Linked DNA regions of Homo sapiens: regions 2, 3, 4, 5 and 6 are each linked to region 1. A link is a contact called in ENCODE Hi-C or POLR2A ChIA-PET data. All regions are on one chromosome and are shown on one strand. Each heading gives the region's core, a stretch centred on a gene start or an enhancer-like site at or near the end of the contact. The rest is flanking DNA. Distances are from core to core; before and after follow the strand shown. Region 1 holds the start of MYLK-AS1 (MYLK antisense RNA 1). Region 2 holds the start of ABTB1 (ankyrin repeat and BTB domain containing 1). Region 3 holds the start of TPRA1 (transmembrane protein adipocyte associated 1). Region 4 holds the start of COX17 (cytochrome c oxidase copper chaperone COX17). Region 5 holds the start of PLXNA1 (plexin A1). Region 6 holds the start of LRRC58 (leucine rich repeat containing 58).

What was found. A loop is a pair of places that touch in the nucleus more often than their neighbours do. ChIA-PET counts read pairs that join two places held with the same protein, here RNA polymerase II (POLR2A). Pooled maps may share reads with other maps.
Region 2: a map of CD8-positive, alpha-beta T cell shows a loop between it and region 1 (12-fold over the local background). The contact joins the promoter of ABTB1 here to the promoter of MYLK-AS1 in region 1. A Hi-C loop is called at or near these places in 2 of 168 maps with a recorded cell type or tissue (CD8-positive, alpha-beta T cell and naive thymus-derived CD4-positive, alpha-beta T cell) and 7 of 50 pooled maps.
Region 3: a loop to region 1 is called in a pooled map, with 30 times the contacts of the local background. The contact joins the promoter of TPRA1 here to the promoter of MYLK-AS1 in region 1. A Hi-C loop is called at or near these places in 1 of 168 maps with a recorded cell type or tissue (naive thymus-derived CD4-positive, alpha-beta T cell), 3 of 37 single-sample maps with no recorded cell type and 10 of 50 pooled maps. POLR2A ChIA-PET finds 5 or more read pairs at or near these places in 1 of 52 experiments (GM12878).
Region 4: a map of CD4-positive, alpha-beta T cell shows a loop between it and region 1 (6-fold over the local background). The contact joins the promoter of COX17 here to the promoter of MYLK-AS1 in region 1. A Hi-C loop is called at or near these places in 2 of 168 maps with a recorded cell type or tissue (CD4-positive, alpha-beta T cell and CD4-positive, alpha-beta memory T cell) and 6 of 50 pooled maps. POLR2A ChIA-PET finds 5 or more read pairs at or near these places in 1 of 52 experiments (PC-3).
Region 5: a loop to region 1 is called in a map of CD8-positive, alpha-beta T cell, with 13 times the contacts of the local background. The contact joins the promoter of PLXNA1 here to the promoter of MYLK-AS1 in region 1. A Hi-C loop is called at or near these places in 2 of 168 maps with a recorded cell type or tissue (CD4-positive, alpha-beta T cell and CD8-positive, alpha-beta T cell) and 6 of 50 pooled maps.
Region 6: a map of CD8-positive, alpha-beta T cell shows a loop between it and region 1 (27-fold over the local background). The contact joins the promoter of LRRC58 here to the promoter of MYLK-AS1 in region 1. A Hi-C loop is called at or near these places in 3 of 168 maps with a recorded cell type or tissue (CD8-positive, alpha-beta T cell and naive thymus-derived CD4-positive, alpha-beta T cell), 1 of 37 single-sample maps with no recorded cell type and 9 of 50 pooled maps.

The regions. Positions count from the first base shown.
Region 1 is chr3:123,583,176-123,588,237 of GRCh38, forward strand. MYLK-AS1 (MYLK antisense RNA 1) reads left to right here and starts at 2,338. Exons shown (of 4, transcript NR_121654.1): 1 at 2,338-2,378; 2 at 2,472-2,626. HACD2 (3-hydroxyacyl-CoA dehydratase 2) reads right to left here and starts at 1,878. Exons shown (of 7, transcript NM_198402.5): 1 at 1,698-1,878. The coding sequence starts at 1,852. RefSeq lists silencers at 1,203-1,382, 1,393-2,002 and an enhancer at 2,063-2,362.
Region 2 is chr3:127,669,738-127,674,799 of GRCh38, forward strand. It overlaps ABTB1 (ankyrin repeat and BTB domain containing 1), which reads left to right and starts at 3,215. Exons shown (of 12, transcript NM_172027.3): 1 at 3,215-3,344; 2 at 4,654-4,716; 3 at 4,808-4,863. The coding sequence starts at 3,289. It overlaps PODXL2 (podocalyxin like 2), which reads left to right. Exons shown (of 8, transcript NM_015720.4): 7 at 1,697-1,876; 8 at 2,531-3,065. The coding sequence ends at 2,743. RefSeq lists silencers at 2,497-2,576, 2,587-3,186, 3,327-3,586.
Region 3 is chr3:127,587,607-127,592,668 of GRCh38, forward strand. It overlaps TPRA1 (transmembrane protein adipocyte associated 1), which reads right to left and starts at 3,127. Exons shown (of 11, transcript NM_001136053.4): 1 at 2,804-3,127. RefSeq lists enhancers at 1,392-2,069, 2,070-2,746 and silencers at 2,480-2,949, 3,450-3,779.
Region 4 is chr3:119,675,008-119,680,069 of GRCh38, forward strand. It overlaps COX17 (cytochrome c oxidase copper chaperone COX17), which reads right to left and starts at 2,399. Exons shown (of 3, transcript NM_005694.2): 1 at 2,197-2,399; 2 at 138-226. The coding sequence starts at 2,303. The coding sequence ends at 142. RefSeq lists an enhancer at 2,578-2,837.
Region 5 is chr3:126,980,008-126,985,069 of GRCh38, forward strand. It overlaps PLXNA1 (plexin A1), which reads left to right and starts at 3,108. Exons shown (of 32, transcript NM_032242.4): 1 at 3,108-3,280. RefSeq lists enhancers at 1,864-1,913, 2,174-2,503 and silencers at 2,554-2,773, 2,874-3,103, 4,119-4,198.
Region 6 is chr3:120,346,470-120,351,531 of GRCh38, forward strand. It overlaps LRRC58 (leucine rich repeat containing 58), which reads right to left and starts at 2,885. Exons shown (of 4, transcript NM_001099678.2): 1 at 2,275-2,885. The coding sequence starts at 2,774. It also overlaps the pseudogene BTNL12P. RefSeq lists an enhancer at 2,151-2,200 and a silencer at 2,551-2,880.

The sequences.
Region 1 (5,062 bases), core at 1,088-3,587:
GTAACTGGTACAACCATTAACAGCCTTAAAAAAAAAGCTTACTTTGCTCTCACAATCCCAATTTATCTTCCTGGTTTAAGATACCACTCCTTACCCTCCACCCCATTCTCTATGTTCATTGCTCAGGAATAGACTTCTTTCTTCTTACCAATGTACCTCAAAATCCCTCTCCAGTCCAATGCCCTCACCGGCTCTTGCTAAGACAACAAGAATTTTATATATAAATATTAATACACACAGTGAGATTCCTGGATGTTTTTTTAAAAATCAATCTATGTGACCACTGATGTGATATAAAGCTTGTATCTGTACTAGTTCTTCATTGACCTGTGAGTCAAGAGAAATGATTTCTAGATCTGGAACTTCTACTAACAAGTTCTATGATCTCATGCAAGTCACAACTTCTCTGAGCCTAGGTTCCAACACCTACCATTTCTAATACTAGCAATACATATATGATCCTCCCACGATATATTTTCTTCTTCGTGAAAAAAAAGCAAGGTGCTGAACTGTAAAAATATTAATATATTGGCATTTGTCTTATTTTAAAAAGGGATAGGGGGATGTATAAACATATTTGCTTGCATCAGCATCTTAAGGATACACAAAATTAACTGCCTCGAGGGAGGGGAGCTGGGTAGAAGGGAAAGGTGGGAGGAAAGATTTTCACTGTATTCCCTCATGTTTTTCATTTTTAACCCTAACAATGTATCACCTACTTTAAATAAAAATGGATGTTCACTATACAATTCTTTCAACTCTTCTGTATGTTTGAAATTTTTCATAATAAAATGTTAGGACTTCTTAAAAAATTACAAATGAAGATAACTTAAAAATATATAACTGTCTGATGCTGTGATCCTCCTCACCAAAATGACAAGATAAAGAATTGCAGAGCTGAAGGAACCTTCATCACCCAGACCAACCCTTTAGTTTTACAAATGAAAAAACGGAGGCTAGAGAAATAAGATGATTTATCCAAAGTCACACAGCTAGTTAGTGGCAGAGCTTGAACTAAAAACCCGCCGGGATAAGGGATGCACTGAAATGAAAGAGACAGAAGATGGGTAAAACCGTTTCGAGGGTCCATTCTCCCCCTTTCCAGTAACTCTGCCTTCTACTCCCCAGTTTCTTCCCCACCCCAACCCATCCTAAAAGTCTAAACTCATCTAAAGCCTAGCTCTGCTCATGTCGCTGGCCAAAAACTTTGAACGCTTTCCCAATACCTTTCAGATTAAAGCGCAGCCCAGATTTTGAAAACAGCCGCCCAAATGAATGGTCACTCTGCAGCCACAGCTCCTCCACTCCCCATGCTGGCGCCGTTCAACATCCGAATCTGGCCGCCCAGGACGGGCTCCGCGCCGCAGGTAGTCCGGCCGCTGCCCCCGGCCCCGCACCTGTGGCCAGCCCCACCTTTCCTCCCGCGGCCCTCGCGAGCCAGCGCCCGGCAGCCGTCCCCGCGCCCCAGTGCCTGGGAACTTGGCTCGACCCCCAGCGCAGGAGGGAGCTCGCGGGCAGCCACCGGGGCCGATTCAGCGCTCGGCCGCCCTCAGCGCCCAGGTACCGGGTCCCGGGCACCCCCCGCCGGGAATGCACTGCCTGCGGCGGGCCGCGCCGATCCTATCCGCCCCGCCGCTGGCCGCAGGGCTCCCTCCCCGGCCGCGCTGGCTCCCCGCCTCCCCGAGCCCCAGCCTCACCCGGCTGTCATCACCACATTGTAGATGACCAGGTACGCCGTGGCCAGGGGCCCCGGGCCCTTCTTCTTCCGCGTGCCGCTGGCGTCCCCGGCCCCGGCCCTGCCACCGCCGCCCCCATTCCCCTTCGCTGCTGCAGTCGCCGCCACTGCCGCCATGTCAAGTGCCCGAAGCCCGCTCTCCTAGCGCGAGCGGCTCGGGCCGGACTACGCGAGGAGAGGGGGCGGAGGAAGGGACGAGGGGCAGGCGGGGCCAGGGCCGCGGGGCGGAGCCGGGACAGGGTCCACGGCAGCCGCCATCTTGGCTGAGGGCAAAGACGCTCCTGGCGCTCCCGTCTTTCGGCTTGCCTCAGTTGCCACTGCCATCTTGGATCAGGGTAATTCCCGCCTCTTGGGCGCTCCCGGTTACAACCTCGGCGCCATCTTGGATTAGTTCAATGTAGCCACCCTCTCCAGGCCCGCTGCTTCTGCCAGCTGGATGTTGCGTCGTCCCTCGCTATTCGCCCTCCTATAATCACTGCTTCCATGTTGAATCAAAACAATTATGCTTTCGTTCTCCCTTCTTCAATTGCCCTATCTTCACACCTGAACACTATTGCTCCGGTATCCTGCCATTTTGGATCAGGGCGGTTGACGGTGGATTCACTTCCCATCAGCCCTTGAGGCTGCAGGGACCAGCCCTTTGGTAGGTGCGCTTTGCTTCCTAACCCGTTGCCGGGTTGGAGATTCCACCTCCGAAGTTTTCTTTCTGACTTTTGATTTTACATTCCTAGTACAGTGGAGAAGCCCAGGCGGCCTAGAATCCAGTGTCGTCCGTGAGTGCTTGGCTGGTGTTCAAGTGCATCTTCCAGCCTGAGACCGCGTGGACTCGCTCATCGTGAGGGCGAGAGGAGGATAAGCCCATTGGGCTGTCGGCTGAGAGTGAGGTGCGGGGTAAGGGAGTAGATTTATAGCTATAGTGACTAAAAATAAAAGGATGTTGGCTTAGGTGGAAAACCTCTCTGCTTTGGGAAGCTGGAGCAGCTTGTGGGCATTGCTTCAACCAGCTGATCCCACTTTCCATTCATTGCTTTGTTTCAGGAGGTTCTTTATTTGTAAACGTCCCCTGCAATTTTTTACACACCCAAGCAGCTCCTTAAATGTATTACTGTATATGTGGTAGTATAAAATATTTATGGGTTCATTCCAGCAAGTGTTTATGGAGCGTCCACAAAGTTGCCCTGGAGTTCATGGCACTAAGTGAAAGAGACAAAGTCGTCAGTCTCCCAGGGATTATATAGAGCAGCGGCCCCCAACCTTTTGGTCAACAGGGACCGGTTTCGTGGTGGGGGGGTGGATGATGGTTTCAGGATGATTCAAAGGCATTACATTTATCATTAGATTCTCATAAGGAGCACACAACTTAGATCCCTCCAATGCGCAGTTCACAATAGGTTCCCCGCTCCTATGAGAATCTGATGCCACCGCTGATCTGAGGGAGGCGGAGCTCAGGAGGTAATGCTCCCTTGCTTGCTGCTCACCTCCTGCTGTGCCTCCTGGTTCCTAACAGGCCAGGGATTGGTTCTATCCGCAGCCTGGGGCTTAAGGACCCCTGAGGGAACCAGACGAAAATGCTCGTATTAGTTGGTGAAAAGTGGTATCAGGAAGTTATTACAATAATCCAGCCATGGTGATAGTGGTGTGGGCCAGAGTGGTGGAAATCGAGGTGATGAAAACAACAATGAATTCTGTGCGTATTTTAGAAGTAGAATTATAAGATTTGTGGATATGTTAGTTTTGGAGTGTGAGGTCAAAGGCGTTTTGAGCAACTTGTAAGAAACCATTTTTAAGGCGGAAGTCGGGAATTTTGTTTTTTATATGTTGAATTTGAAATCCTTATTAAACATCCAAGTGGAGAGGCTGGATAGACAATTAAATTTAGACCCTGAGGTTCGGGAAGGAAGTCCAATGGGCTAGAGATATAAATTTGAGAGTTGTCAACCTAAAATAATAAAAAAGGTAAGAATCTAGTTTAAAGGAAGTTTATTCAAGCATAAAGGTTGAAGATGGCTACCTGGGAGCATAGATTCAAGTTACCCTAAATATACACTCTGATTAGCAGCGGTTATGAGTGGGTTTTTAAAGGAAAAAGAGGCAGCTTCTAAGTTGTTTACTAAGAATTTACATTAAAATTACATTAGCTATTGATTGGCTATAAACTATTCTTTGTATCACAGATTCCAGGAACATGAAGATAATGGGTGAGGCTGCTAGTCAGGAACAAAATGTCTAAACAGTTGCCCCCAGGCAAACTCTTGTCTCTGGGCCTGATAAATTTTTGCATACTTCACATAGCTCAGACAGCTCAGAGCTGTTTGAGGTATTATCTTTTCTCAGAGTTCTGAGGGTGGTGGTGGTATTTAAATCCATGACACTGTAATCACCCAATACGTTCTTCCTTCCCACTGCACAGACAAAATCAATTCATAGAGACCATGGCATTGCAATAAAGAATTTAATTGACATGAGATAGGTCTTGGAGATGGAGTTATTACTCCAAATCTCCCCCAAAATTCAGAGGGTAGGGTTTTTCAAGAATAGTTTGGCTAAGATCTGAGAGCTATAGTCAAAACAAAACAAAACAAAACACCCACCCCCCCCCCAACACACACACAGTTTGGCAGGCAGGAGGCTGGAGGAATGGGTGCTGCTGATTGGTTGGGAATGCAATTATAGGGGTGTGGAAAATGGTCCCCCTGCACTGAGCCTGCTTCTGGGTGGAGGCCACAGGACTGGTTGAGCCAAGAGTCAAAGGTCTCAGTGGGGTCGTCAGCCATCCGAAATGCAGAAGCCTGAAAGTTTATCTCAAAAGGCCAATCTTAGGTTCTACAGTAGTGAACTGGGGAAGCTGCAAATCTAGTGACCTCTGGAATAGTGGCTGGTAATCATTTAACTTAACAAAGCCTATGTCTTAGCAGAATTCAAGCTCCTCTTATCCTTCTAACCTGGTGGCTTTTCATTAGTTTTACAAAAGTGGTTTAGTTTTGGGGAGGGGCTATTATCGCTTAAACTGTAAACTAAGTTTCTCCCAAAGTTAGCTTGGTGCAAGCCCAGGAATGACCAAGGGCAGTTTTGGAGGTTAAAGATGAGAAAGGAAAACCCCAGATTCACTGAGCCAAAGGGAAAAGTCAAGCTGGGAACTGGGTCACACAAACCTGCCTCCCATTTGGTTCCTAAATAAGATAGCTACAAAGATAAAAGCTATATACTTCCCTCACATTTTACCCACAAGGAAATTCCTTTTAGGCCCAAAGATCTTTACTCTAAAACAGTTCTGTTGAATTTCAACCTGGCAATGTAAGTTGATATCTTCACAGGTATGGGACATAG
Region 2 (5,062 bases), core at 1,965-4,464, 4.1 Mb after region 1:
ATCTTAGGAGGTGCCCCCACCCAGTGCAGTCTGCTGGCTGCCTGGCCCATCCCGATCAACCTCTCCTACCCAGCTGCCGCACAAGCTTGGATGGGATGGCAGGGTCCCCCAGTCCTGCTCCTCACACCACCTTGCCTATGGGGTCCTTCTGTTCCTCATCTCACTTCTTGAGGACAGCCACCATCTCCACCAAAACTGCCTTTGCTCACTGTAGAGTCCAGTGCCCTGTCATCAGCCCTCTCCACTCCCGAAGGTGCTGCCATTTTTGGCAGGAGAGATGAGTGGTATAATGCTGGCCGCCTCTTCATCCTTGCATGCCAGGGGAGCAGAGGCCCTGGTGGTGGTGCTTTTCTGGTGAGCATGTCGAATGCCCACTGAGCACCACACTGTGCAAGGCTCTCTCCCTCAGTCCTCGCCACCACCCCATGGGGTTGTGAGGGTTAAGTGAGGCACCTGTTGAGTACCAATGGTGTCCCCATGGAAGATGAGAGCTGAAGCGGGAGAGGTTAGGTGACCTGTCTGAGATGGCACCAGCAGTAAGCGGTAGAGCCAGGCTTTGCAGGAAGCCTGATTCCGGAGCCCGGGCCTTTCACCACACTGCTCTACTGCCTGGAGGGCCACTGAGGCCCTTCCCAGTTCTGGAATCGTGGGTCCATGAACAGTGGGGCTGCTGGTGGAAGTGTGGGCTAACCTTGACCTTTTATACAGTCCTCCCCCTGCTTTTCGCTGCCCCTGAGTATTCTGGCGTTACTGGTCACTTAATTCACACTGACTTGGCCAAAAGTCATGCTGGGTCTTTGGAAATATACTCAGGTGAATCTAGCAAGAAAAACTGACCCTTGATAACAAAAAATTGAGAAAAGTACTGGAGATACACGGGTGGTTCACAGAAACCGGGGAAGAGCTGCAACCTGAACTCAGAAAGGGGGCCTGGTGCAACCTAGGCCTCAGCACTGGGAACTGCCCTGATCCCTCACCTGAGGAGCCCCTGGTGGTGCTCGCCCTCCTGCTTCTCTCTGCTAAGATGCTGATCTGTGGAGATAGCACCTGCCTGGCCCCTGGCGCCGATCTCCTTGGCCAGAGAAGGCAGGACTGACCATGACAACCTGCAGCGTGGAGGGATGCAGGCAGCTACATGCCAGCAGTGAACACGCCATGGGAAGGGAGGAAGCTGGGCAGCCGGGGTGGCCCCCCATGTGGCCTGCATGCCCTCAGTATCCCTCCCTGCACCGGCCCTGGCATCAGGAAGCTGACTGGTCCACCCCTCCCCACCGAGGTGGAAGCGGTTGTATGGTGGAGGATGTGTGGGGGGCTCACATCTCCTGTCTCTCTAACTAGTTAGGATAGGTGTGGGCACTCTCTCTAGTTGGATGGTGTCCAGCAGCATGGGTCCACTCTCACTGGAGGCCTAGGGCCACAGTGAGCTCAGACTCAGCGGCTGGGGCAGAAGCTATGGTGGGATGTGAAGGAGGCTGGGAACATGGGCATGGGGTGGAGAGGCCTCCAGGTGTACTGAGGCAAACGGGATGGGCATGGGGTAGAGGCAAGCCCAGGCGCCAGGGAACTTCAGGAGCCGGGAGTGCCAGCACCTTCTAAGCCTGCTCCCCCATCCCCACCCGAGCCCAATGCAACCACCCCAGAGGAGCCATGGCACCCCAGGACCTCAGCTGAGGAAACTGGCCCCTCCCACCCCTAGATTGGCATCCAGAACTATTCCACAACCAGCAGCTGCCAGGCGCGGGCCAGCCAGGTGCGCAGCGACTACGGCACGCTCTTCGTGGTGCTGGTGGTCATTGGGGCCATCTGCATCATCATCATTGCGCTTGGCCTGCTCTACAACTGCTGGCAGCGCCGGCTGCCCAAGCTCAAGCACGTGGTGAGTGTGGGGACAGGTGGGGCTGGGGGCCAGTTGAGAGGAGAGTGCCCATCGATAGGTGTCCTCATCTGCAAGGGGAGGCAGTGACTCTCCTGGGCGCACAGGGTCCCGTGGGTGAAGCAGCTGGTCAGCCTAGCACTGCTGACTGCTCTGCAGGGCACCAGCCCCAGGACAGGTGCCAGAGGTGCAGGGAGTGAGGGGGCTGCTAGCCCCACCAGGGGGCCCCTCCCTGGCACCACCAGCCCCTTTCCGGCGCAGGCACTGCAGGGCCTGAGCACCTGAATACCTCACCAGAGGCAGGCCCTGCGTTGGTGGTGCCCAAGGATCAAGGAGAGGCTCCAGCAGCCTAGAGGCCTCCCCAGGAGGAAGCGAGCAGAGCCCTAGCGATGCTCCCTGCCCACCTCGCAAGTGGAGTCTTCTTAGGGGGCTGTTGGGGGATCGATGACGTCAGGGAGGCCACGGGGCTTTGTAGTGCCAACGACTAGTAGGTTTATTTTGAGAAAGGAGTTGAGCTGCAGCAACAGAAAAGAAGGATCTGGCACCTGTGGAGGGTGCCGCGGGAACCCCCTGGGTGGGGTTGCACAGACGGCCGCGGGCCTGGCGCTGTCCGGGGGCTGGCTCGCTCGCCCATGGCCTCTCCCCACCCCGCCTCAGTCGCACGGCGAGGAGCTGCGCTTCGTGGAGAACGGCTGCCACGACAACCCCACGCTGGACGTGGCCAGCGACAGCCAGTCGGAGATGCAGGAGAAGCACCCCAGCCTGAACGGCGGCGGGGCCCTCAACGGCCCGGGGAGCTGGGGGGCGCTCATGGGGGGCAAGCGGGACCCCGAGGACTCGGACGTGTTCGAGGAGGACACGCACCTGTGAGCGCAGCCGAGGCGCAGGCCGAGTGGGCCGCCAGGACCAAGCGAGGTGGACCCCGAAACGGACGGCCCGGAGCCCGCACCAGCCCCGCGCCTACCCGGGCCGCCCCCGCGGCCTGGCCCTCGGCGCGGGCTCCTTCCCGCTTCCCCCGACTTCACACGGCGGCTTCGGACCAACTCCCTCACTCCCGCCCGAGGGGCAGGCCTCAAAGCCCGCCTTGGCCCCGCTTTCCCGCCCCTGAACCCCGGCCCCGCGGGCGGCGGGCGGCGCTTCCTGCGCCCCGGGACTCAATTAAACCCGCCCGGAGACCACGCCGGGCCCAGCGCGTCTGCCTTCTTGACTCATTCTTATTTCCGGGGTTGGGGCGGGGCGGGGCGGGCGGGGCACCCCGGGGCAGGGGCGGGGCCGCGGGGCGGGGAGGCCGGGGCGGGCGGGTCCTCCGGACGCCGCTGCAGAGCGGGGCGGGGCGGGGCTGAGCGTGTTTACATCCGCCGGGTGCGCGGCTTCGCCGCCCGAGGTCGTTCGGCTCGGGTACCATCCTCCGCGCCATGGACACCAGCGACCTGTTCGCCAGCTGCAGGAAGGGGGATGTGGGCCGAGTGCGGTGAGGACCTCGCAGTCCCGGGGAGGGTGCGGGAGGTGGCCGCCCTCGGAACGCCTCGGGCCCTGGGACGGGCGGCTGGGCGGCCGCGGAGAGGCGGGCGCCTCTGCCGGGTCACAGCCCTCGGAGCGCCCCCGCGGGGCAGACCACCCGGACCCCCGCCGCAGCCCCCCAGCGGAAGCGCGCTGGGGCGGGGACACTGATGGCCATTGACCCCCGGAGGGCTTCCTGTAAGAAGGGACTGCTCAGCGGAGGCCCGAAGGCGCAGAAGTGGGCGGAGAGAAGGCGGGCCACTGTTCGCCCTGGTAGGGCCCGGACGTCAGACCCCCCGGGCGCAGGGCGCGGGTATAGGCCTGGGACTCCAGACGTGGCCCCTTTCTCTCGTGCTCTCTGGACCTGGCGCGGGGAACACCTAGAGCCCATAATCGGCCTCCGGTCCCTGAGGATTCGGAAACTCCTGACGCAGCTAAAGTGAATCTGGCGCTGAGATGCCCCCTCCATGGGCCGGACGCGGAGGGAAGGGGTGCCCAGTTGGGTTCTGGGGCCCTTCCCCTCCTTGGGCTTCCACTATCCCGTTTGACCTCCTTTTTTCTTGGCCCTTCCTCCCCCTTGACCTGGTGCTGACTGACTGCTTCCACCTCCCCTGGGCTGGCGCCGGGCTGCTGTACTCCCGTAGCCTCCCTGGGCCGCTCCCTGACATCCCGTGCCACTCAAGAGTTAGTGCATAGTGTCAACGCTGAGTGGGTTCACAGCACTTCCAGGTGCAGCCTGGAGGCCTCCTTTGGGCTGCCCCCGCCTCAGTGGGGCTGCATTAGCATTGGCGACTCCCCTCGCTCACCTTCCGCATCCCATCAGTTGCTGTATCCCGCGACTCCTGCCTCCTAGAATTGTGTGCCCTCCACACCATCAGGAGGCCTGCAGCAGCTTTTTCCCGGGCTCCCTGCTTCTAACAGGGCCAGCTTCTTCCTGCAGTAGAGAGCTCTGGTGGGAGTGAAGGCTCCATCACCTCCTCTCCCAAACGCTGAAAGGCCAAAGGTCCAGCCTCGGCACTGGCTCTGGCTTCTGTCCCTGTAGCCCATCGTCCCCCAGCACTGATAGCACACAGTGTCTGCCTGTTCGACCCCACCTCCACATCCTTGCCTGCACTTTGCCTTGAGTGCCTCTCCTGCTCTGGTCTGCCTGTCACCTGCCCTCACCTGGGGGAGGCTTCCCCATACCAAAAGGGATGTTTTCTCTCCGTTCCTTTCCACGGGCCTTCTTTCTCAGACCATGAACCCGTCCTGACCCAGGCTCTGACCTCCTTCCTGCCCAGGTACCTGCTGGAGCAGCGAGACGTGGAGGTGAATGTGCGGGACAAGTGGGACAGCACCCCCTTGTGAGTGCTGGAGAGAGGGGTGGGGAGGGTGGGGGTTGGTGCACCCCTTCAGCACTGAGGACTGCCTCCTGTACTTCCTTCCTCCCTTCAGGTACTATGCCTGCTTGTGTGGGCACGAGGAGCTGGTACTCTACCTTCTGGCCAATGGTGAGAGCAGGGAGCCCGGCTCACGGGTGTGCGTGGGTGCATGCATGTGTGCGTGTGGGTGCATGCATGCGTGCGTGCATTCAAAGGCCTTGATACACATTTGCAAAGCACCACGATTCCTCTCTTACCACCCAGTCGAATCAGCAAGTACTATTATTGCTACTTTAAAACCTTTTCTCTGTCCACCTTGCCCATCTCT
Region 3 (5,062 bases), core at 1,877-4,376, 4.0 Mb after region 1:
GATCAAACAAAACCAGGGATGTAAACATCTACAAAAGTGACACATGTACAAAGGTGGTTGCTGCTTTTCTTTTTTTTTTTTTTTTTTTGAGACAGAGTCTTGCTCTGTCGTCCAGGCTGGAGTGCAGTGGCGCGATGTCGGCTCACTGCAACCTCCACCTCCCGGGTTCAAGCAATTCTCCCACCTCAGCCTCCCAAGTTGCTGGGATTACCAGAGAAGAGACTGAAGGGCAAGGAGGGAAAGGAATTGGTTCCCAGGTCCATGGACCTCTTGTGAAGCCCCCATTGCTGTGGGGTCTGAGGAAACACAGAGGAGGTGTCAGCTGCTCTGCCTGCCCCCACTCCCCTGCCAACAACGTAGTAACCTCTGTGCCTAACCTCTGAGCCCTGGCCTCCAACCCTGGGAGGGAGGTACTTATGTTATCCGCATTGTGCACGTGGAGCTCAGAGGGGCAGCCACTTGCCAGGCCAGCAATCCAGGCTGTCTGTCTCCAGAGCCCAGGCCCCCAGTCAACAACTTGCCAGGTGCCCCTCTCCAGGCCTCGGCTTCTCCACCTGTGGGTCAAGAGCACCAGGCTTGTTCTAGAGCTATCTTCTCAGACCTGATGTGGGAAATACCCTGGTGTTGTTAACATGCAGATGCTGCTCCCAAGGGCAGGGGTAGGGCTGAACAGTCTGTGTTTCCCACAGGCTCCCAGGTGGTGCCCCTGCTGCTGCTACTTGATCCAGCAACCACACTGGGGTTATGGGGCTGCTGGCCATACCAGGATTGCCATTACGTATCAAAGCTTAGGAAATAACTGAAGCACTGACTTTTTTTTTTTTTTTTTTTTGAGACAGAGTCTCGCTTTGTCACCTAGGCTGGAGTGCAATGGTGCGATCTTGGGTCACTGCAACCTCCGCCTCCTGGATTCAAGCGATTCTCCCGCCTCAGCCTCCTGAGTAGCTGGGATTACAGGTGTGCACCACCACACCCGGCTAATTTTTGTATTTTTAGTAGAAATGGGGTTTCACCATGTTGGCCAAGCTGGTCTCAAACTCCTGACCTCAGATGATCCACCCACTTCAGCCTCCCAAAGTGCTACGATTACAGGCATGAGCCACTGCGCCTGGCCCGCACTGACTTTTAGTTAATAGGATGCACACTTCCTATGTGCAGACATGGTGCTCAGTGCTTTACACGTGGTGACACACTTAACAATGGCATCGCCTTCTAAGGGAGAGAGGACAATTACTGTCCCCTTATACAGAGGAGAGGAGAGGCAGAGAAGGGGTCAGTCCTCAGCCTTCTCTACTTAGTTCTCTTAGACTGATGCTCCCAAGCACTGACAAAGAAGTGGGAGGGGTTGGTCAGCTCACGATAGGGGCCTAAGGGTGGTGAGAAGGGGTGGTGAGAAGGGGTGGAGCCCAGGGGTGATTCTCAGAGGAGGAATTCCTGCGGTGCAGAGCACCCTGGGCAACCCCAGGCCTCCCAGGAACAGGGAAACTGGGACAGACTGTTTCTTCCACCTGGGAGGAGTCTCCCAGACTCACAACATTCCAGGGGCCTCTGCCTCCCTCCCTCCCACCCAGTTGAGGGACAGGATGCTGGCTAGGCTCAGGTCATGGTCACGCAATGCAGGACCCGCTGAGAACGACTGGGTAAGGCCTTCTCTCTCCTCTCTGGGACTCAGCTTTCCCTGCTCTCTCATCTGTGCAACAGGATTGACCAAACCCCACCCACAGCTACCGGATAGGAAACCCTGGGGAGAGGGGCCCTCAGTGCTTCCCACACCGACGGGTTGTTGAGCTTACAAACCCTAGGGCCTAAGGGTGGTGAGAAGGGGTGGAGCCCAGGGGTGACAAGGTGGGGAAGGCTCCATAGGGCAGAGGCCAAGTAAGTTACTTTGCTCTCCCCTGTTGTCCTTCGGCCTTGGGGCTGGCAGGCGTGTGGTCCCTGTCCTAAGCCGGAGACCCCAGTAAGATGGGGAGGCCTGGGCCCAATCTGACCTGCACCTTGCCCTCCCTGCTTGCCTTCCACCTGCTGAGCTGGTCCGTTCCTCAGGGCCTTTGGGCTGGCTCTCCCCCAGCTCTCTCCTGACACCTCCTCTGAGAAGCCTTCCCTTCTCAGCTGTCTCCAGCGCCCGAGCCGCGTCTGGGTATTTACTACTCTCTATCCCGGGAGTGCTCAGGACTCGGTCCCCTAGAACAAGGCCTGGCACGACACGAGCCCTCAACAGGTTGTTATGACGGGAACAACTGAATCTCCAGCACCGCCAAGCCCCGCTGGGGACTGGACGACCCTGCGGCCCCTCCTCACTGCAGAGAAGAGGGCAAAGCCAGCCCCCACCTGCATTCCCCGAGTCCAGAGGGAGCGGAGGCTTCGACATGGCCCCCTCACGGGGCAGCAAAGCCCCGAACCGGCGGCAGGCTTGGCTCAGGAGCACCTCGGCCGCTGCGGGCAGCCACCGTGGGGCTGGAGCCCGTGCCGCCACCCCGCGCCGGACCGGGTCGCCGAGGTCCGGATCTCCACCCGCACTGCCTCCAGCCGGGGCCGAGCCCGACGCCGCTACGTGCGGCTCCCTCCCGGGCCTCGCGTGCCCCCGCGCCCCGAGCGACTCCCGACTGCCCGGCACCCCTCCCGTGGGTTCCCACATCCAGGGCCTTCCCTCCCAAACGCCGCCTTGGCCGTCCGAGCTGCGCCCGAGCGGAAATGGGCCGCTCGCGGAGCAAGGAGGGGAACGGCGGCTGGGCTTCCCGCCGGGGCGAGGGACGGGGCTCCCCCTCTAGCTGCGGCAGGAGACGGGGAGAAGGCCCCTCCTTACCTGACAGCCCGGGCCGCGCTCAGGACCGGCCGCCCCGGCCGCCCCGGCCGCCCATCCGCCGCCACTGGGTGTGCGCGGATCCAGCACAGGCCGCGGGACTCCGGCCTCCAGCGCCAGACCAGGCGGCCTGGGCCGGGAAGCGTCGCGCAAGGACCGGGCGCGACCGGCTCCGTGGAATGAGGGCTAGGCAGGAAAGGCGAGGCGGGGTCAGCTCGCCGGGCCGCGGGTCTCGCGGACACCCTGCAGCCCTTCCCGACAGCGGCGACCGGGAAAGCAAGACCGTCTTTTTCGTCCAGCCCAAATTGCGAAAACGGCCACAGTCCCACAAGTCCCAGAGTCCCAGAGTCCCTGTTATCACTCAGGCCCGCCCTCTAACCTCCAGCAGCCTATAGGAATAAGTCATCACTGGGGGAAAAAAAAAAAAAAGTGGGAGAGACCAATCAAATTCCCAAGAGGCGGAGCAGCCCGCTGACCTCTTAAAGAGACAGCACAGAGGAGGTGCAGAGACAAGACGCTGCTTCACGGAAGAGAGAGGCCTGCGTTTCTCACTCGGAAAGCGGGCGGAATCGAAGACTGGAAAGCTGAGGACGCGCCACCTCTCGCCCTACGCGCCTTCCAGCTGGCAGCAGTTGTCAGTGGACCAGCTGGCGGCAGCCGCGCTCCACCTCCCGGCCTGGGCCGCGGCCGGACCGTCGGGGCGGAGCCTCCGGGGACCGCCCCCTCGCGTGCGGGCGCTTCGGGCGCCCTGCAGGGGTGACCTGGGGTCAGCTTGGGGGAAGGCGTGTCGGGGACCCTCCCCGGCGCCACGCGCTCCAGCCGCGCCACGCCGCAGGGCCGCCGCCTCCCAGCGCCCTGCTCCACGCGGCGCCGCCATGCCTCGGGCACTCCTCTTAGCAACCCTGCTAGGCAGTCATTATAGTCACCTTTTACAGGGCCACCTGAGGCTTGGAGAGGTCAAATAACTTGACCAAAGCCGCGCAATGAGGAAGCGACACAGCCAGGACGCCTCTCCCCAACTCTAACTTCCACAGTTCTTCACGCCTGTTCCTCTGGAAAGCCCTCCCTGATTGCGCCTGTCTTATCCCCTGGCATCGATGCTGCATTCACCATACTCAAGCCATGCGGGTCTCTGTTTCTGTCCCTCGGCTGTTCCAAGCTTGTTCCTGCTCCTGGCTCTACACCTGTTCCCCCGCAGAGCTGGCTCCTTGCCACATCATGTCCTCTAGAGGGTTTTGTGGACACCCTCGCTGGAGCGGCTGTCCAGTCTCATTTCCTTCCGAGCATCTTAATTCTCACCTGATTGTTTTCATTTACCTGCCTCCCCGTCCAGTCTCCCCACCCTATTATAGAATTCCAGCGTCATGAGGATGGAGCCAAGAGAGCCAAGCTGCAGGATGTCCCCTGCAGCATCCTGAGGCTGACTCAGAGCCTCGTGCAGATTGTAGGCACTCAGTTATTACAGGCACCCCAAGACTCACACCTTGCGACAGCACCGCTGGGCTGGAATGAGATTGGGTCCCATTCTTCTCCTTGCTCCTGTCCTAAAAACACAGGGAGATTGGGGAAGAAACCACCTTGTGATCCTCTGGGACTTTCCCAGCCTGGACCACACCCAAATGTGCATACCTAAGTTTAGGCTTCTATATTCGCCAGAGAGGCTGGGCAATGCCGGCCTGCGTAATCACGAATGACCACAGCCACAATGAGCCGTGGGGAATCCAGTGGCTCCTCAAGTTCCTCCCAGAAAGTTATACACATCACTCTCACGCACATTCAATTGGCCACCGCTTCTAGCCTCCAGAGGGCAGGAAACTGCCACCCTACCATGTGCCAGGAAGTAGAAGTCATGGGACATGTGTGACCAGGCCTAATAACTACCCTCTGTAAGGTTCTTGTATCGGTTCGAACCCTGCGAGCGCGCCGACACACAACACGAGGCGGTGTGGAGCAACATGCTGTTTTTTTTTTTTTTTTTTTTTTTTTTTTTGAGACGGAGTCTCGCTCTGTCGCCCAGGTCGGACTGCGGACTGCAGTGGCGCAATCTCGGCTCACTGCAAGCTCCGCTTCCCGGGTTCACGCCATTCTCCTGCCTCAGCCTCCCGAGTAGCTGGGACTACAGGCGCCCGCCACCGCGCCCGGCTAATTTTTTGTATTTTTAGTAGAGACGGGGTTTCACCTTGTTAGCCAGGATGGTCTCGATCTCCTGACCTCATGATCCACCCGCCTCGGCCTCCCAAAGTGCTGGGATTACAGGCGTGA
Region 4 (5,062 bases), core at 1,149-3,648, 3.9 Mb before region 1:
AACTGAAAAATCATGGTTTTTTCAAATTGATACTTAAGCATTTTAGATTAACCAGGTGAACTACCTTTCAGAGAGAATGTAGCCCAATTGTTGCTAAATCTGTAAAGCAATACACAACTTTGAAGCAAGAAGCTTACCATTTCATATTTTAAATCCTAGGGCTCTCATGCATTCCTTGTGGGCCTCAATTAGATGTCCACAGTGTTCTTCTCCTTTCTCGATGATACTATAAAACAAAATGTACTTGTTATCTAAATATGCATTAAGCACATTATTAAGTATGCATGATAGTGATGGGGAGTGAGACAAAACACGGGTATAATGGAATGTAGCTGGAATTAAAACAAACGCTATTACCTCAAACAGCTTTGTTTTTATTTGATCTTATGATATGCCCATGCCTATGAAGACATTCCACAGATAAGTGATTTTGGGGGGGAAATCTGATAAGAAATAATCACGCATATTAAATATTGCCTCTAGTCAATATCCAAGGAGTAACACTGCTCTATAAAGAAATAAACTGAGTAAAATATTTATGCTAAATGAAGGGCACAGAGAACAGCTCAATTTTTTGCTTATTATCACAGAGAAATTAACTTTCTGATTTTGCCCTACATTCAAACACAACCAAATAAATCTACTTCTAATTACATCAAAAACATCTGGTAGCCAGGAGACCGAGATAAACACCCCCTCATGATGATCAAAGAATATTTTACTTGTAAAATTCACAAAGTAAAGACTAGGACTACACAGCTTTATTTCTAAGGCCTGAAAATGTGATTTTGCAAATAATCAAGTTAAGCCCAATTCAATTACAAGGAAAAACTGACTCCTGACTATGGATATTTGGGGAGAACCCACGTGGTCTGAGGCAATCGAGGCAAAGGGAATTTAACAAAGGGAATAGGTTCTCCTTCCATGGAAACTCTACCCATCCTTCAATAGCTCAAGAGCTGCCTGCAAATGGGAGATTGCCTGGGATAGTGAGATCATTGTGAAGATAATAGCTAGCATTCATTGATCATTTATTGCCATGTATACTGTGTTAGCCACTTGACATGGCTTGTATCATTAACCTTTACAATAATACTGGAGGGAGTTTCTTTTATTAGAGTCATTTTACAGACACATGAGGCTCAAGGTCACCAAGTTAGTGGATTAAGATTCAAACCTTGACTGTGGATCCCAGACTCTTAATCATGCTGTCATACCATTCAAGGTTCAACAGCACTTACTGTTACCACTGGAACAATTTGTTCAGACTAGTCTTTCAATCCTACCCGTATTATTTACAAAGTACTGAGGATTAATAAAAGCACTGAGCTCCTACACTCTTATTATCCCATTATACCACTAATGATTTCTTTCTTATATCTACTATCTGGGAAGACAAAAGGGGCCAGAGGAAGAGATGCACATTCACGTTATCTGAGGACGTCCTCTAATGAGATTTGCTCCACAAGAGAGGCTATATAAAATGAGAACAAATCTTTTGTGGATTGACAATCTAGATGAACTATTCTTAATACTTTGTCCCCTGCGTCGTAGACTGATTGATTTTCAACTTTTGGTTGTCTTAAAAGGGTTGAAGCGTAACTCTTCAGAACTGTAAGGAATACACTCTGTGTCCTACTGTCTCTAAATTTTGGGAGAAAGCCTTAGAAATTACCAGAAAACCTTTCCTGTTTGGTCTTAACAAATCTATCATAGCCCTTACCACGTCGTATACAAGTCACTGGTTTATGTCTCCATTAACTTTAAGCTCCTTTATATCAAGATGCATCTTTATCCATGTCTACATCTTCGGACCTAACGCAGTGCTTAACCCATAACAGATACTCAACACACATTTGTAGGAAGGAATGAGTGGTTGAAGCTTGCCGTTCTCCTCTCTCTCCATCGTTTCCCGGTACTAAGCTACGGGATAAGTCAACAGAGACCCGACCACGAAACCTACAAGGCCCAATAATTATCTCCAGAGCGCCGCAATGGGGCGGGGCGGGGCGGGGCGGGGGGGGGGGGCAGACAGGGAGGAGGAGTGGGGGAAGGGGGGAAGGAAGAGGGCAGAGGGCAGAAGGCAGAGGGCAGAGGGCAGAAGGCAGAGGGCAGAGGCCGTAGGGCAGAGGCACCGGAAGGCACAGGCCGCGGCCCGGGGCTCGTCGGCCGCGCCCTCTCCGGCTGCGCACTGACCACGCATCGCGCGCCTTCTTGGTCTCCGGGCAAGCGCAGCAGGGCTTCAGCGGCTTCTTCTCCTGAGACTCAGGCGGGGCAGGGTTTGAGTCAACCAGACCCGGCATCTTTCGCGCCAAAAGCAGCTATGAGCGGAGACAGCCAAATCTATGCCAGCCTCGGCAAACGCCGATTCGTCCGCAGTCACTTCCGGCAGTCGCTCTAAAAAGTACAGGAAGTCCTGCTTCTCTCTGACAGGTGGGGAATTTAAAAGGAGCGCGTGCGCAGAAGAGGCAAAATTCGGGCCTTAACGAGAGGGTGCCCCCTTCAGCGCATGCGCAAGGAGGCCCGCTGAACGCTCACCTGGACTGTGGTATTTACACTCTAGGACTCTAGGTCATAGAGTATTTGTTAAATCAACTTGGGGAGGGCTCACGAAGAAAGAAAGCAGCAAGACAACTGAGAGATCTCGTAACACCCGCTCCTCCCCACCCAATATCGAAACGGAAGCCCAAGATGGTGAAATGATTTGTTCAAGCCAAACAGGAGAAACCATAAGTGAAAGCCAGTTCCCTTGAATAACAGACTAGTTTCCCCCTTTTCTTTTATCCGCCTTCTTCCTGATCCCCACACACTGCAGGCCTTTCCTCTCTTTCATTGACCTATTTAAAAATGAATAGCAAGACATAGAACCACCGAGTCCACAACTATTGGGGGAATTTAAAAGGTCCTATAACCCCCTATACACCTCCTACGCACATTAAATCCTCAGCTAATTTGCATTTATAGCCCCCCTCCAACTGATCTGAATTCAGTATGAATTATTCAGTCATATATTCGTTAATATACTGATGAATAAAATTGAAAAATACCATTTCCATAGCATTTCCTCAGGTACATAGATAAACTGGTGCCCGTCTTATTCGCAATGAAATGGATATAATCATTGGATTTTTTTCCTGCAGAGTATTGTTGGAAACAGGCAATAAACTCTTTTTTATTTTATTTTATTTTATTTTTTGGAGATAGGGTCTTGCTCTGTCGCCCAGGCTGGAGTGAAGTGGCACGATCTTGGCTGACTGCAACCTCCACCTCCTGGGTTCAAGCAATTCTCCTGCCTCAGCCTCCTGAGTAGCTGGGATTACAGGTGTGCACCACCACGCCCGAGTAATTTTTGCATTTTTTAGTAGAGACGGGGTTTCGCCATGCTGGCCAGGCTGGTCTCGAACTCTGACCTCAGGTGATCCGCCCACATCAGCCTCCAAAAGTGCTAGGTTATAGGCATGAGCCACCGCGCCTGGCCAATAAAATCATTTTTTAAAGCAGGACTTGGAGGCACTGTTCAATAGCTGCAGGGTGATAGGTATTTTTAGGTACTTAAACTTTCAGCATCACCTAATCAAAGTTTGTTTCTATATTATAGATATTTAACTCAGGGAATTTACAGGCGTGTCTGTGAACTGGTGCTGTATAAGAGTAATTTCTATATGTGTATTTTTCAGGTTACTAAGACCATCCCCATTTTGTCATCTGAAAACTTTCAATAAGGATGATTTTTATTTCCTTCTGGATTGATATTTTTAATAATACAACATATTACCCTCATGTTCTAAATTCACCCTCATCCATTATTATCAATTCTTTCAACTAGGTGCTAACTCACATTGTTTAGAATCTTGCTAATCAAACAGTGCTTCCTGGATGAGCAATATCAACATCACTTGTAACCTTAATATACAATAAAATGTGGTTCAACAAATTATTGGGGAAAAGAAAATAGGCTAACCATCTGGAGAAAATTAAACACTACATTAAAAGGAAGAGCTCTAGATGCATTAAAGACCTAGATTGGAAAGATTGAAATATGAAATTAATAGCAAATTGTGGAGGAGAATATTTTAATACTGAGGGATGGGGGAATAACTTATGTTACATTTCAAAAGTACAAATTGCATGTCAAAAAAATTGAAGAAATTCATTACAGCAAAATAAAGGCTTGGGGTTTTACATACAATACTATAGACAAAGTTAACAAATAAATGATAGAATTGGGAGAAAATATTTGAAATCTACATATTTTTAAAAATTTTAAAAGTTAAAAAACTAATGTGTTCACTTAGAATATGTATTCAGTTGAAACAATGTCACCTTCAGTCGCAATATCTTCCATATATGTAGGGCTGTCGAGGTTGTGAACCATCATTTAATCTTCATGGCAGTCAAAATTATTATCTACATTTATAGTTGGGGAAAAATTGAAGTTCAGAGGTGTACATTTGTTCAAGGCTGCGTAACTTGAAAGTGGCAATCCTGAGTCTCATCATCTTCTCCCTGTACTCTGTCTACTATCCTACTTAATTTATCTAAATGCAAGGCAAGGCCTGGTGTAGTGGCTCACACCTGTAATCCCACACTTTGGGAGGCTAAGGCAGGCAGATCATCTGAGGTCAGAAGTTTGAGACCAGCCCAACCAACATGGTGAAAACCCATTTCTACTAAAAATACAAAAATTAGCCAGGAGTGGTAACCTGTAATTCCAGCTACTTGGGGGGATGAGGCATGAGAATCACCTGAACCCAGTGGGTGGCAATTTCAGTGAGCCGAGATTGTGCCACTGCACTCCAACTTGGGTGATGTAGTGAGACTGTCTCAAAAAAAATTAATTAATTAATGCAAAGCAAAATTTTTTTATTTTAAAACTAATCATTGATCTGTATTCACTTGTGCTATTGCATTTTTATGTATAGGAAATGAACAAGGAAGAAAAGGAAGATAAATATCTAACAGAGTTTAGAGAGCTAAGAGAATTGAGATAAACAGTAGGGACAGATAACAGACCCAAAGACTCAAACAGCTTTTCTGCAATTGAGAAGATTTTTTGGCCCAC
Region 5 (5,062 bases), core at 1,858-4,357, 3.4 Mb after region 1:
AGATTCTCACTGTGATGGCTTTTGCTGCTGCTGTCTGGGGACTGGACAGAAAGGTGTTACCAAGTACAGCAGGCAGAGCAGAGAGGAGGTGCTCCTTCCTGAGGAGCCCAGAGTGGGGATGGAGGGAAGTGGAAAGTTCTGGAATATATTTTTGGGAAGAATCCACCAGGCTGAGGGATGCAGGGGACATGGGGAGCATGGAGGTTCCCAGTAGGGCAACCTGGGGGATGTGGCATGTTTCGCAGAGATGGGGAAAATGAGGGAGGCACCTGGTTAACCAGGAGCTTGGTCCTGGACACGTAGACTCCAGCGGCCCTGGACCTTCCCAAGACGCAGCTGGAGACAGGGGGCTCTACCACAGAGGAGAGGCCTAGGCTCTCCTGGGCACCGTGAGTACAGAGCAGGAAGCTCCTTGAGGAGTGTCTGCCTTGGGGCAAAAGGGCGGGAACAGGCAGACAGCAGGGACAGCCCCTGGTGCTGGTGACAGGTGGCGCAGACAAGAGCTGGTGAACATTCCCCGAGGTCAGCCATGGTGTCCACACTCACTGTGTCCCTCACCACAGCTCTGCAAGCTCTCACGTCCATTTCACAGATGAGGAAATCGAGGCTCGGAGAGCAGTCAGGACTTGCTCTGCCTTCACCAGCCATGAGGATGGATTTGCGCCCACACGTGTGCCTCGGTAGTCCGTGAGGAAAGAAAGCGCTCCAGTCTTGTTTGCCAGGGAAGGGAGGGGAAGTACAGCCCAGTGGCTGGGTCAAGACCACAGACTGGAGAAGCCAGACTCCTGGGATTAGCCTCCCAGCCCGGCCTCCTATCCACTGGGGAACTTGAGCACGTCTCCAGCCTCAGCCCACCCATCTGTAGAAGGTAGCAGAGCCAGCACTGTATTAGTGCTTGGGAAATAAAATAATAAATATAACTTTTGAGGAAGATGTTCTGCCTCATTCAGGGACATGTAAGTTAAAACCACAATGAGGCTGGGCATGGTGGCTCACACCTGTAATCCCAGCACTTTGGGAGGCCGAGGCGGGCAGATCACTTGAGGTCAGGAGTTTGAGACCGGCCTTGCCAACATGGCAAAACAAAAATTAGCTGGGCATGGTGGCACACGCCTGTAATGCCAGCTACTCGGGAAGCTGAGGTGGGAGGATCACTGGAACCCAGGAGGTGGAGGTTGCAGTGAGCTGAGATCGAGCCACTGCACTCCAGCCTGGGCGACACAGTAAGACTCAATGAGGCTGGGTGCCGTGTCTCATGCCTTTAATCACAACACTTTGAGAGGCTGTGGTGGGAGCATCACTTGAACCCAGGAGTTTGAGACCAGCTTGGGTAACATAGAGACCTCATCTCTTGAAAAAAAAAAATTAGCCAGGCATGGTGGTGCCCATCTGTAGTCCCAGCTACTCAGGAGGCTGAGGCAGGAGGATGGTTTGAGCCTAGGAGCTTGAGGTTACAGTGAGCTCTGATTGCACCACAACATCCCAGCTTGGGTGACAGAGCGAGACCCTGTCTGTCTCTAAAAAAAAAAAGCAGACAAGCAAAACCACCTAGTTGAAAAACCAGTTCATGCCACTAGATTTGCAAAACTAAAGAGTGCCAAATATTGGTGAGGATGTGGGACAGCCAGACCCTTCCACACTCCTGCTAAGCTGCTGGGAGTGTAAACTGGGGCTGTCACTTGGGAAGACGGTTTTGCTGTATCTCCTGAAGCTAGACAAATCCTACCCCGTGACCCTGCAGACCGTCCCTGGATCTAAAGGTGCCCACCGAGAGGCACACACAGGATGCTCATCACAGCTTTGCTCATCATGGCTCCAGATAGGCGACAATCCCATGTCCATCGGCAGGAGAATGGGCGAGCAGGAGCCCAACAAAACAGGCTGCGAAGACGATGCCTGCGAGCAGCTGCCCTGTGCCCTCACCACACAGAGCAGACAGAGCAAACAGCACAGGCTGAGTGACCCCGTTTCTGTAATGCCCAGAACAAGCCACCCAAAACAGCGTCCCATTCTGGGGTGCAAATATAAGAGGTCACACCCAAAGAAAAGCACTTAAAGATGAACACAAAAATGAGGGTTGTGGCTGCTCCTGGGGAGGGAGGAGCGGGGTGAGACGCGGAGGGACACCTGGGCCCGGTATGAGTCCATTCCCTTTCCCTGTTAACCATGTGAACTGTAGAGAGTTCCTCTTCTGTAGGGGTGACGTGATTCACACAGCAAAAACCGCACCCCTCAGGCTACAGATGGGGGCCAAGTCCCCAGCCGGGACTCAGCCCTCCCACGACGGGGTTTTCCTGGCCCATCTGCTCTGTTATCGATGCTCCTGTTGCCGGCTTCCCCTTCCTTGGCCTGGTTGCGTCCACCGGGAGGCCCTCCCGGATGCCTCCTGCCTGGGAGTGGCGGTTGTGAGTACAGTAACTGAGTGCTGGGTGTCTGCCCCTCAGCCTTGCCATGCAGGCTGGGGGTATTGCCTGGACAGCTCTGGCCCGTCACCCTGGATTCTGCAGCCCCACACCTCACACCGTGTAGATCCGCTGCCCCACGCTACAGCCGGAGTTCGCGTCTCGCCACGCCTCTGCCGCGGGACTTTCCTCCCTGGGCTGCGTCCCCAGCCGGGAATGCGCCACCAGCCTGGGGCCTGCAGGGGGCGCCCGGGCTCCCCGCGCAGGTGCCCGCCCATCTGACAGAGCGGAACGCGCGAGGCCGAGAGCTGGGAACACCCGGCCCCGCAAGGTCTGGGAACTGCGATTGCCTCCTTCAGCCTCAGTTTCCCCCCCCGTGAAAGGAGGCCATGCTCCTAGCCTGGGCACACTGAGCCAGGCCCTGTTCCTGGGGTCGCGGGCTAGCCCGCTCGAGAGCGGGGGGCTCCCGGAACTGCCCGCGCGGCCCCGGCGCCCAGAGAGTTGAGGCGGGCAGCCGTATCGCCCTTTGAAGACGCGCGGTGGGCCCCTGCAGGCGCGCGGCGCGGGGCAGAGCGCCCTCTGGAGGCCGCCGCCGGCCCCGCCCCCGCCCCGCCCCCGGGCTCTGGGCGGCGCATGCGCGCGGCGCGGGGCTCCGCGGGCGGCGAGAGCGAGGCCGGTCCGCAGCCGCGCGGCGCTCGGCGCCCCATTCATGCTGGGCATCGGCTGCGCGGCCACGCAGCGGAGCCCGGGCGCGGCGGCGGCCTCGGCCTGGGCGGCCTACGCGGCTTCGGCGGCCCCGCGGCGGGGCGGACGGCGGCGGCGGCGCGGGCGGCTGGGCGCGGCGATGGCCGGCGGCGGGGCGCGCCCCGGGGCGGCGGGTGAGTCGGGGCGCAACTTTCCCCGCGGCGCGGGACGGTGGGCGGGGGCCGGGCCGGGCTGGGGTCCGGGGCCGGGCGGCCCGTGGGTGGGCGCGGGGCGGCCTCCGGCGGCGGCCCTCTCGTGAGGCGGCAGGCAGGGGGTGTGCGCGGGGACTGCGGCGCGCGTGGGGACTGCGGCGCGCGTGTCCGCGGCCCGCGTGTCCCTGCGGCTCCGGCCCAGGCGTCCGCGTGTGTCCGGGCGCGGTCGCGGCGCCGACGCGGAGAGACCGCACCCCCGTGCGGCGGGGCTGGGACCGCGGCCCGGGATCCAGCGCCGCGGCCTCCCCCGCCCCCCGGCCGGGCCCGCCGAGCCCCGCGGCAGCTCCGGGGTGGCGGGGGGCGGGCGCTGCCCCTCCACGGAGGCTGGGGAGAAAGTTTGCGGCGGCCCCGCGGGGAGGCCCCTGCGGTGTCCAGGCCCGTCCCGGCCGCTGGACCTCGGCTCAGACCTCTGGCCGCGGGCGAGGACGGGGTGGCCAGGCCCGGATAGGGATCGGAGCCTCCCAGCAGGGCCGCGGGGGCCGGAGGAGGTCGTGCAGGCTAAGCCCCCGGCCGGCCCTGGGGCGCGGGGTGGAAGTTGGAGCGGCTTCCCGACCACAGCTGCCACCGCTCCCACTGGCCCGGAGTGCGGGGAGGTGGGCTCTGGGTGCCGCCCAGGAGGCCGCCCCGCTCGGGCCTCCTTGGCCTCCCCCTCTCGGGGCCTCTCCAGGGTCAGCCGCTTCTCCCGGAGGCTTCCGATTGCTTCCTGGATAGTCCCGGGCCTGATGTGCGGCGAAGCTGGAGGCAGCGGGCCGATCCCGGGCTGCCAGGGGAAGGGGGAGTGGGGACTCCAGGGAGGCCCCTCGGTCGGCGTGAGGTCCCAGGTGCAGCCCTGGAAAGGAGGGGAGGGGCTCCGAGGGGCGGCCCCGGGCGGCGATCTGCCCCAGGCTCCTGTGTGGGGTTCTGGGGCCACGCCCCTTGAAAGAAAGGGGTGTGTGTGCCGGGGAGGGGACGTGGTCGAGCCTCTGTCCCCTCAGCGCGGCTCCTGTGGCTCAGGCTGCTCCGTGCTGCCCCATCTCCTTTCACACGTAGCCGGTTTGGGGGTCGGTGCAGGGATGGGGCGCAGTTTCTGCTCCCCGGGCCCTTGAGGAGCTTGCCTCAGGTCCCCTCGATTTCCTGCGGCTTGGGGTGTGCGGCAGAGGCCAGGTGCTGCACCAGGGGCACCAAGATGCTGCCCGGCCCTTGAGGAGCACCCAGCCCCCTGCCAGAGGCAGGCATGTGAACCAGTGATTCGCTGCAGGGCCAGGCTTCCATTCCTGGGGGGTGCCAGTGGGGCCCAGGAAGGGCGTTTTGGGCAGAGGACAGCATGGGCGGAGGCCTGGGTTTGTGGCCTCAGTGTGTGCTCTGGGGGTGGGGGACACATGAGGTGCCTGTGGACAAAGCAGACAGCCCTTTGCTGGACTCCTGGCCCCCCAAGGTCGTTGCCTGCCTGTTTTGAGCCCCCAGGAAAGCCCCCGTGCACAGAGCAGCTTAGAGCAGCTGGCCGGGAGGAGCGGGTGCCCCAGGGGAAGGCCTGCAAAGGTAGGCACTTTTTCTCAGGAGCAGGACTCCAAGGCCTTCAGAGCCGGATCCCCTAGGACTGGTCGGGAGCAGAACCACTGGGACCACCTCCCATGACCCCCGTTGTGGGGGAGGCGGAGTGCCAGGAGCAGCTGTCTTCCCCCCCGGCTGCTGTTGTGAGCCACTGGGCAGGATGGCAGCCCCACA
Region 6 (5,062 bases), core at 1,635-4,134, 3.2 Mb before region 1:
AAATGGGAGCACATCATCTTATGGCATCATTGTGAGTATTAAAAAGCATAGTTAGCACCTATGACAGGATCTACTGCATTGTAAGTATTAAATAAATGGGATTTTTGCCTACTTTTCTCCCCATGTGATGGAAATAATACTTTCCCTGGGTTCCTGTTAGTATATTAAGAAAATTCCAAGGCTGGAATTATGCAACATTAAAATTAGAAGGAACCAAGGGCTGTCAATTTTACCTCTAAATCTTTTCTCGAAATCTTCCATTTCTTAGCATTTCTCCTAGTATCAAGCTGGTATAGGCTACCATCATCTCTCATCCTATTACAATGACCTCCTTCAAACCAGCCCTCAAAATCTCTATCTCTTCACCCTCTCCTCACTCCATTCTTGCATAGCAACAAGACACATGCTTAAAACTCTCTCATGTGCACTTAGAATAAAATCCAAACTTTATCATAGCCTTCAAGACCTGACACGGGCTGACTTGCCCAAATTTATATTTGCCACTTTCCCTCTTGCTCACTTCCCAGTACAATGTCCTTCTTTCAGAATTTTAGTAGTTACCCTCCTTGCCTCTGGGCTTTCCCATGTGCCTCTGTCATTTTGTCTCAAGGCATTCTGTAGGTCTTCATAGAACTCATAACCACTGTAATTAAATAATGAGGTTCATAGTTAGTTGTTTAATGTCTGTCTCCTGGATCATGTTCACCATTGTATCCCCAATACTTGGGACAGTGCCTGACACAGGGCAGGTATTCAATAAATATCTATTGAAGAGTAAATGAAGAGACATCTTGCCCAAATGCTTCATTTGTAGATTAGAAAGCTACAGTTAGGATACGCTACAGTTAGGATACAAGTGACTTGCCTAAGGCTGGAGCACCAAGAGTTCTTTTTTCCCAGGCCAATATTCTTTTTTTTTTTTTTTTTTTTTTTGAGACAGAGTCTCGCTCTGTCGCCCAGGCCGGACTGCGGACTGCAGTGGCGCAATCTCGGCTCACTGCAAGCTCCGCTTCCCGGGTTCACGCCATTCTCCTGCCTCAGCCTCCCGAGTAGCTGGGACTACAGGCGCCCGCCACCGCGCCCGGCTAATTTTTTGTATTTTTAGTAGAGACGGGGTTTCACCTTGTTAGCCAGGATGGTCTCGATCTCCTGACCTCATGATCCACCTGCCTTGGCCTCCCAAAGTGCTGGGATTACAGGCGTGAGCCACCGCGCCCGGCCTTCCCAGGCCAATATTCTTTTGCTCCACTTAACTCTGAGGTCCCTTCTACCTTTAACGTTCTGTTATCTCTGAAAATACAATAAAGTGTGAAAATATCTTACAGATGGAAGATACCTCTTTTTCGTTTTGTACAATACATTTGGCTCTATTTCCCACTCCCCCACCGGGCACTTTTATTATCCTGTTTCTCTGCTTCCTCCTAAAGTTAAATTTAACATATTTACTGCATAATCTAGTAGGTGAAGCAGATAATTCCTGTAAACAAGGAATCATATCCAATAAGGTAAATGCAAAGGCAAGATGAATGAAGCACAGAGAAAGTACAGCATAGGCTGTACTTTTTTGTGCAGGGAGTAGTAACGAAAAAAATTGTTGTGCAGGGAGTAGTAAAAAAGGAATCACAGAGATGATTAACTTGAGATAGCTTTTGAAGGATGATAGGCGTTTGCCAGGTGAAGGAAACATTCCAAGCAAGGGAAACAGCACGTGTACAGAGGCACTGCATCCATTCAACACATACTGAGTGCCTACCAGCAACTCCAAGCTGCTTTCTCTACGTGGGAAAATGCATAGGTCACTGAACTCCACAAATGGTAGTTGGTACTGCCACAGAGAAGAGGAAGCTGCAAATGTAGTGGAAAGCAAGGGTTAGATCAGAGCACCTTGTACGCCACGCTCAAAGGCACGTACTTTGATCTATAGAGATGGAAATCCACGGAAGACTTTTGAGCAAAGAAGTGACAACCTCTGATTTACATCTGTTTTGAGTTTCCACTCAGTTTGGATCACGCCCCAGATTCAATAAGGAAGACAGAAAAAATGCCTCGAGAATCTGCATAGGCCAAACACAACACACCAAACAGTCACACATGCGAACATACTAGGTATTTACAACAACTTGCTGAGATGGTTGGGCAGAACTCACTACCGCACAGTTAAAGAGAAAGCTTGGAAATAGTTACGTGACAAACGTTGAGGTGCCCAGGCCCGGCGCCCCAGGGTTCCCGGACACCGCCCGAGGCCTCCCCACCCTCCGGCACACACCCGCTCACCTCTGCAAGTTCTCGATCTCAGCCGGGATGCTCTGCAGTTGGTTGCCGCCCAGGCTCAGGGTCTGCAGCGCGCGCAGCTCTAAGAGCGAGGCAGGCACCTCCTGGAAACAGTTGCCGCTGAGGTTGAGCACCTGGAGGCTGCGGCAGAGCGGCGACTGGGCCAGGCCCTTGGGCAGCGCACTGGGCCCGCCGAGCCGGTTGTTCTTGGCCAGCAGCGTGCGCAGGCCGCGCAGAGCGAGCAGCTCCGGCCCGAGCGCGGTCAACGCGTTGCCGCTCACGTCCAGCAGCTGGAGGTGCGGGAAGCCGCTGCCCAGCGCCCGTGGCAGCGACACCAGACGGTTGTGAGGCAGCAGCAGCCGCAGCAGCGCCTCCCGCGCCCCGCGCCGCTCCTCCCCCCGCGCCTCCAGCTCAGACTCCAGCGTCTCGGTGGACACGCTGAGGCGGGACCAGTTCAGTTCGGCCTCCCCGGCCGTGACCACCGCTGCTCCGGCCTCCTCCATCCTGGCCACCGCACGGCGCGTGGCGCCGGATTCCCCAGAGCGCCGCGCGCGGTCCAGAGGCCGGGAGCTCTGCGGCGCCCCGGAACCTGAACCGAGGGCTGAGTCGGAAGTGGCGCGGGCGGGCGCAAACCCTGCGCGCCTTGGCCGAGTCACGCGACGCGAGTCCTGGGGTGCGCGCGCCGCTCCGGGGCGGGCTCTGCCTCACGAGGCGCGGGGCGCGGAGTGGCAAGAGCGCAGCATGGGCTGCGCAGAACTGAGGCAGACACCCAGAGGCTGCCAAATTGTCATCTGAGCCGGACCGGGTTTCGGCGGCCGCGCTTTATAGTCGCTGGAGCCTGGTGACCTATTCCAGGGCTACAAGACTGCCTCGGCAAACAGCCCAAGGATGTTCGGTTATCTCGCCTTGAGGGTTCGCGCGTCACGTGCCCCCCCCGTCCCCCGCTTGTTTTTCAGTTTAAAAGTGGGGCCCGTGTCTGCAGGACTCTGTGAGCACACAGTAATTTAGTGGTGATTTAGCTCCATGACAGAAAACCGCAGGAATTTAAAGTCCGAGGATTAACAAAGCCGACCTCGAAATGTGAACGCAGCTGGACTAGACCTCAGAACCCCCGGACCCTTACTGGAGGTTCCGCTGTTAAATAGCCTAGGGCAGGGATTTGATTTCAGTTGCCCCATGCATAAAATATGGGTAACACCCGCACTACTTGCCCCACAGAATTATTTTTTTCTTTTTTAAGGCAGAAATGTGTATCAAGTAAGGACGTTTTGCCCGTTTTAATTGTAGAAGCACATACGTGGCTTTTGGTGTAAGTTGTGTCTAGGAGTGAATTTGGGAGATATGGAGGCGGTTGCATGATTTGAGATAGCTCAAATTAATGAGTTAGTTTAAAAACTCAAAGCATAGAGTTTGTACTGCAGGTCAAAACTACAGTTTGGGAAAATCCTGATCTGGTACTAATTTAGTAATTCTAATTAACGTATTTTTCATCCTTGTCCCAAACTCAATCTTTTCTGAAATTACATTTTATGATTTTGAAAAGTAATGAATAGAAATGAGAAAAAATGCTTAGCTTTTTTTTTTTTTAACAAAGCTTATACATAAGAAAGTTAAGTGGTCGTGTATAATCAACGACATTAAATTGCTTTCCTCCTTAAAAAAGGAAAGTCGTTTTTTTCTTGCCAGTCATTTATTTGTATGAGAAACTATGCCTTTACTCTGCAGTCAAACTTTAATTTCTGATTGAGTGGTAGTCCTAGAAGGACGTACTTTGTATGTTTAAGCTAATGGTGGAATGCTTTTTAAAACTGATGAGTCATCTGTTTTGAAAGAGTCCTTTTAAGAACAGACCTTATTTTGGGTCAAGCCAGCATTCTAACAGTAGTCCTAATATCTGAAAATAACAAATATTTAAAATAATAGTTGTTTTTGCTTTAAAATATTTATCTTGGATTTTAAAAAGTGATAGGAACGTAATGTAAAATGAGAAAAAGAAAGGATTCAAACATAATTCAGAAATAAGAGTTGGCCAGGTGCCATGGCTCATGCCTGTAATCCCAGTGCTTTGGCCCAGGCCAGCAGATCGCTGAGGTCAGGAGTTCCAGACCAGCCTGGCCAACATGGGGAAACCCCGTCTCTACAAAAAATACAAAAATTAGCCGGGCCTAGTGGCGCTCGCCTGTGGTGCCAACTACTACACAGGCTGCTGGGAGGATTGTTTCAGCCTAAGAGGTAGAGGTTGCAGAGAGCCATGATTGTGCCACTGCCCTGCACTTTTTTTTTTTTTTGTCTCAAGAAAAATAAAATAAGAGGTAAGATTACAAATCAGTGGAATTAAAGGGAAAAAGATAACCTCAATAATAGCAAATGAGGCTTCCTAGTAGAAAGTTTGGAAAAAAATACTTAGTATGGGAACTCCACATTATATAGAATAAAGGAAAGGAAGTAGAAAAAAAGTGGTGTAGGTAAAGAAATGAGTAACCTGACAAATTTTGAAAACCTACTGCTTGCAACGCTGTACTAGGAGCTTTTAATTTAATAAAGTCTCCAACTATTTGGTTGTTGAATTTAGGATAAATGTAACCAGACCATTGAGCAGCTAAGATAACTGAGAAACTGCTTTCTAAAAGTTGAAAACTGTGTTTCTGCCTCATTGAAGCTATTGGCAAGGAAACTGTAAATTTCAGTGTAAAATGCACATCTCATGTCCAATTAGAGTAGGTTCCTACTTACATAGAATGACTATCTTTATTCATTTTTGGATTCTCCCTCACACCACCACCATCCCCCA